Linked DNA regions of Homo sapiens: region 2 is linked to region 1. A link is an interaction called in ENCODE POLR2A ChIA-PET data of the cell type or tissue named here. Cell type or tissue: PC-9. All regions are shown on one strand. Links, peaks and the distances in the headings refer to the core of each region. The heading gives the core; the rest is flanking DNA. Region 1 overlaps SYN3 (synapsin III). Region 2 overlaps SYN3 (synapsin III).

Region 1 (2,917 bases), core at 418-2,917:
CTGTTACATTCATTCACCCCAGTGACTCTGGGCACACACTGTGCCTCTGAAGGAGGCACAGTGGCCATAAATGGAAATAGCATTTGCCTGCTTCTGGGGACCTTGGTCATAGACTTCTGAGGCTTTCCTGGGAGCCAGTCTAAGATAATGGGTAAGAGTATGGACTCTGAAGGCAGAGTCCTCTGCTTGGAATCCTAGCCCTGCCATTTCCCAACTGTGTGGCCTTAACAAGCTACTTAGCCTGCCTGTGACTCAGGCTCCTCATCTATAAAATGGGCATAATAGTTCCTACCTCATAGGGTTGTCATGGTGATTCGTGGGCTAATATTAAAGGAGATTTCTCAACCTCAGTACCATTGACATTTGGGGCCGGATAATTCTTTGTTCTGGGGGCTGTCCTGAGTATTATGGGATGTTTAGCAACCTCCCTACCCTCTACGAACTGTTGTGACAACCAAAATTGTCTCCAGACATTGCCACATGTCCCAAATATTTCCTAGGGGGGCAAAATTGCCTCCAGTTGAGAACCACTGTATTAGATTATGTCGTAGATACAAATAGCCAAATATCAGCAATTTCACGTGGTTCAATCTAACAATTATAAAGTATTTAACAGTTAAAACTCTTTGAACTTTGTAGATACATTTATGTGCTTCATCTGGGATAAACGAACCCAATGCTTTCACCAGACGCTCAGAAGAATAAAAAACATGGAGAATTTCTAGCTTGAATTCAACGTTCACCAGCCAAATAGAATTTCTATAAAGTGGGGTTTGTAATACATCCCTCCCAGGGCTCTTTTAAGGATACTGCAAGGAGAATGTGAGTGAGAATGTTTTTGTGGGCTGGAAAGTGTCACAGAGATATCATGAGAATGCTGGCTGAGTTCACGGGACTCAGGTCCTAAGGTTGACAAAGAAAAAGGACCTTTGTCACAGCTACTTCTCTGGATTTCTGAAAAGGTGCTGGGATGTCAGACATGTGTAGCCGAAGGAGTGTTGTGGGGCAGTTGGAATGGGGGGTATGGCTGGCTGCACAGGAAGGTTTCTCTGGGAAGGCACCAACCTGGCTAGTCAAGAGGATCGGTGGCTTCATCTGGGGTGAAGGGGGCCCTGGGGTGGGTAGATCAGTGACCGGCCACTGGACAGCTGAATAGGGGAGCGAGATTCCCTCAGATCCAATGTCAGCAAGCCTTCTGGGTACTGAGACTCCTCTCCTGTGTTCCTCTTATTTTATTGATACATAATAAATGGACATATTTTGAGAGTCCATGTGGTATTTTGATATATTCAAAAATGTATAGTAATCAAATCAGGGTAATTGGGATATTCATAACCTTAAACATTTATCGTTTCTTCATGCTGGGAACATCTGAATTATCCTCTACTAGCTACTTTGAGATATACAATAAGTTATTGTTTACTGTAGTCATTCTACTGATTCAATGAACACTGGGTCTTACTTGTTCTGCGTACTCGTATTTTTGTACCCATTAATTATATCTCTTTGCCCCAATCCTTATTACCTTTCTTGCCTCTGGTAACCACCAATCCACTGTCCATCTTTATGAGATTTACTTTCTTAGCTCCCACATGAGTGAGAACATGGTGTATTTGTCTTTCTGTGCCTGGCTTATTCCGCTTAGCAAAACGACCTCCAGTTCCAGCTGCATTGCCACAAATGACAAGATTTCATTCTTTTTTCTGGATGAATCATATTCCATTGGGTATAGATACCAGGTTTTGTCTATCCATTCATCTGTTGATGGGCACTTAGGTTGATTTCATATCTTGGCTATTGTGAATATTGCTGCAGTCAACATGAGAGTGCAGACCCCTCTTCCATATTCCGATTTCCTTTCCTTTGGATACATACCCAGCAGTGGGATTAGGGATCATACGGGTGTCCAAACTGGGAAAGAAGAAGTCATGATGTTCCTTTTGCCCACAGATGTACCGAGGCTTCACCAAGATGCCCCATGTGCAGTACATCCATACGGAAGCTTCCGAGAGTCTCTGTGGCCTTAAGCTGGAGGTCAACAAGTACCAGTACCTGCTGACAGGTAATGGCCAACTCTAGCTTCTAGGCCAGGGTTTGGCCAAGGTCCACTGTTTCTTGACTTCAGAAGAACACATACGGAGTAGTTGACTCACCAAATGTCCAGTAAATTGTAAGGAGTCTCTAATGTTGAATTCATCCCACTTACCCAGTGCTAGGAGCTTGAGGCTCCTACACTTAGGCTGGACTTTGGAATTAGCTCCACCACTCACCTGGGGGAGGAAATCTCCTAATTTGTAGCTTCTCAACTTTACTGTAAATAAAAAGGGAGTATCTGTTCCTCTCCACCTCACACTCGACCTGTTAGGCCCGTCTTTGAAAGTTATTCATCTTTAGGCAGTCAGTGTAGTAAAGGAGAAAACAAAAACAAAAATCATTATAAAGGGAGTGAAGAGTTGGCCTCTAGTCCTAGCTCCAGTATTTAATGGGCTTGGGACCTTTGGCAAATCACTTTACCTCTCCAAGCCTCATTATCCTCATCTGGAAAATGGGGCTACAGTCCATTTTAAAAGGTGTTGGGTAGGGTGAAATAAAATCATGGGTCTGAAAAGTACCCAGCCACAGTGCCTGGGCTAAGTGGGAACATAGTAGGTGTGAATTCTCTCTGGGCTAGGCTCTGGACAAAACAACCTCTCCTTGTTTTCTTCTTTCCTCCTGTAGGTCGCGTCTATGATGGCAAGATGTACACGGGGCTGTGCAACTTCGTGGAGAGGTGGGACCAGCTCACCCTCTCCCAGCGCAAGGGGCTGAACTATCGGTATCACCTGGGTTGTAACTGCAAGGTAAGCTCTGGGGTCACTGGGGGAAGGAGGGGAGGTGCTGACTTGCAGCCCTAGAAACATCAGCTCCCAATGCACTG
Region 2 (2,917 bases), core at 240-2,739, 260 kb before region 1:
TTTTTGAGGCAGAGTCTCGCTTTGTCGCTCAGGCTGGAGTGCAGTGGTGCGATCTCGGCTCAGTGCAAGCTCCGCCTCCCGGGTTCACACCATTCTCCTGCCTCAGCCTCCCGAGTAGCTGGGACTACAGGTGCCCGCCACCATGCCCGGCTAATTTTTTGTATTTTTAGTACAGATGGGGTTTCACTGTGTTAGCCAGGATGGTCTCGATCTCCTGACCTCGTGATCCGCCCGCCTCAGCCTCCCAAAGTGCTGGGATTACAGGTGTGAGCCACTGCGCCGGAAGTCAAGTTTATGTGTCTTGACTCTCCATCAAGCACTCTCTCCATCAAGGCACACTTTTCTGGGAATCATATGCATATCTGGGGTGTAATAAATGCTCCCCACCCCCCATGATAGTGATCAATAAAATAATATCAAATCAATTGCGTGGGCACGACTGAATGAGAACTATGTGGCTAGTTATGTGTCTTGTGCTGGTTGGGGCACACCAAAGGTTGAGACAAGATTTCTGCCCTCAGAGGATTTATTATCTGCTTGGACCCATGGGCTGTACAATGAAAGAGCAGAGTGAGGCAGCATGGCAGGAAGCTGTGGGGTACGTCGCGGTCATGTGCAAGTCTCCAGAGCAGAGCCCAACATTTTTGGCACCAGGGACCAGTTTTGTGGAAGAGAATTTTTACACGAACTAGAGGGGGATGAGGGGATGGTTTTAGGATGATTCCAGAGCATTGCATTTATTGTGCATTTTATTTCTATTATTATTACCTTGTAATACATGATGAAATAATTACACAACTCACCATAATGTAGGATTAGTGGGAGCCCTGAGCTTGTTTTCTTGCAACTAGACAGTCCCATCTGGGGGTGATGGGAGACAGTGACAGATCATCAGGCATTAGATTTACATAACGAGAGGGCAACCTACATTCCTCGAATGCGCAATTCACGACAGGGTTAGTACTCCTATGAGAATCTAATGCTGCCTCTGATCTGACAGGAGATGGGGCTCAGGCGGTCGTGCGAGTGATGCAGAGTGGCTGTAAATACAGATGAAGCCTCACTCACTTACCCACGGCTCACCTTCTGCTGTGCAGCTCTGTTTCTAACAGGCCATGGACCTGTACTGGTCTGTGGCCCAGAGGTGGGGGACCCCTGCTCCAGAGGAAATGAGGCTCTGACCAGGGTTCTGAAGGATGAGTAGGTTGTGGGTGGATGGATAGAAGGCACAGAGTTCCCCCAAGGGTGAATGGTGCAGACCACCACGGTCTTCCCGTGGGGCATGTTTAGATTCTTCATGAGCTCTAATAAACAAAGACCCATAGGAAGGAAGGATTTATTTTATGCAACTTAATATGATTTTTTTTTTTTGAGACAGAGTCTTGCTCTGTCTGCCAGGCTGGAGTGCAGTGGCACAATCTCGGCTCACTGCAACCTCTGTCTCCTGGGCTCAAGCAATTCTCCTGCCTCAGACTTCCGAGTAGCTGGTATTACAGGCTGTGCCACCATGCCTGGCTAATTTTTGTATTTTCAGTAGAGACCGGGTTTCACTATGTTGGCCAGGCTGGTCCCGAACTCCTGACCTCAGGTAATCCACCCACCTCGGCCTGCCAAAGTTCTGGGATAACAGGCGTGAGCCACCCCTCCCGGCCACTTAATATGATTTGATCTGCAATAAATCTATTTTGCAGGTGATTGCTGAACAGAATTGTATATTTGAACGGCATGTCCTTCTCCAGGGTTCTTAAATGAAATTGGAGGAATGTGTTCATTGCTAGAAATTGTGGAGTAGGTGCTGTATCTGTATTTAGAGAACACAGAAAGTCAATCTAGCAAAATCTGAGAATGTTTAAGTAAGATATTTCACAGAAAACATTTCAGAATTCATCCAAAGCAATGGATTTTCCTGATACTAGGGGAAATTTTCCTTTGCCTTTTTTTTTCTTTCTTTTTTTTTTTCTGAGATGGAGTCTTGCTCTGTCGCCCAGGCTGGAGTGCAGTGGTGCGATCTCAGCTCACTGCAAGCTCTGCCTCCTGGGTTCACGCCATTCTCCTGCCTCAGCCTCCGGAGTAGCTGGGACTACAGGCGCCCGCCACCACGCCCGGCTAATATTTTGTATTTTTAGTAGAGACGGGGTTTCACCGTGTTAGCCAGAATGGTCTGGATCTCCTGACCTCGTGATCCACCCGCCTTGGCCTCCCAAAGTGCTGGGATTACAGGCGTGAGCCACTGCGCCCAGCCTCCTTTGCCATTTTTTACTTTGACTTGTGGGAAACAGCAATCTTTTTAGAACCACGTATGGGCTGGCAAGACTCCGGGCTAGTGCTGGGGACACAGAAGAGGTAATTTGGGGCCAGATTATTGGGGGCCTTTGAAACCAAAGAGGGGAGTTCAGGTTGCTTGGATGGACAGTGGGGAAGCAGGATAGTTCTGGAACCGGGGAGCGACCTGCCAGCTGTGGGCAGGATGGATTTGTGCTAGTGGTGACTGAAGGGCCAGGGGCCAGTTTGGAATTCATTCTAAAGACAGTAAATGCCACTGGTTGGGCCTGGACTGGGAAGAAATGGTAGAGGGAGTGGGAGCACTCCCAGAGCTTTTCTTTTCTTTTCTTTTTTTTTTTTTGTGACACTTCTTTATTGAAATAATAGTATTAAAATGACCAGAGAAATTCAAGACAAAAATTGTCTACAATCTCATTGTCTAACCAAATCAGTGTTTGCATTGGTCCACATTACCTTATAATTTTTATATGTCCAATAAAACCCCCAGGATACTTTACAACAATATTAGAGGTAGAATTTTGCATCTATCTTCTCACTTAATATTATACCATAAGTGTTTTCTTATTTTTGCTACAGATGTTTTTATTTTCTTCTATCTTTCCCCACTCCCCTTCTCCAGACCAGGTAACTAATC

Evidence for each region. ChIA-PET counts read pairs that join two places held together with the same protein. Peaks named below come from ENCODE experiments on the same cell type or tissue, not always from the same donor. Only the 100,000 strongest peaks of a DNase experiment are listed, where the experiment ranks them.
Region 2: POLR2A ChIA-PET joins it to region 1 with 8 read pairs; 1 of 35 experiments calls an interaction of 5 or more read pairs at or near these places.

The regions. Positions count from the first base shown.
Region 1 is chr22:32,855,299-32,858,215 of GRCh38, forward strand. The region is part of intron 6 of SYN3 (synapsin III); the gene reads right to left. It overlaps TIMP3 (TIMP metallopeptidase inhibitor 3), which reads left to right. Exons shown (of 5, transcript NM_000362.5): 3 at 1,951-2,062; 4 at 2,719-2,840. Among named protein-coding and RNA genes, the nearest start is that of TIMP3, 55 kb to the left of the region's middle. In PC-9, for the core only: no CTCF peak of the experiment used is centred there; no DNase peak of the experiment used is centred there; H3K27ac peaks cover 714 bases.
Region 2 is chr22:32,599,335-32,602,251 of GRCh38, forward strand. The region is part of intron 6 of SYN3 (synapsin III); the gene reads right to left. Among named protein-coding and RNA genes, the nearest start is that of SYN3-AS1, 26 kb to the left of the region's middle. In PC-9, for the core only: no CTCF peak of the experiment used is centred there; no DNase peak of the experiment used is centred there.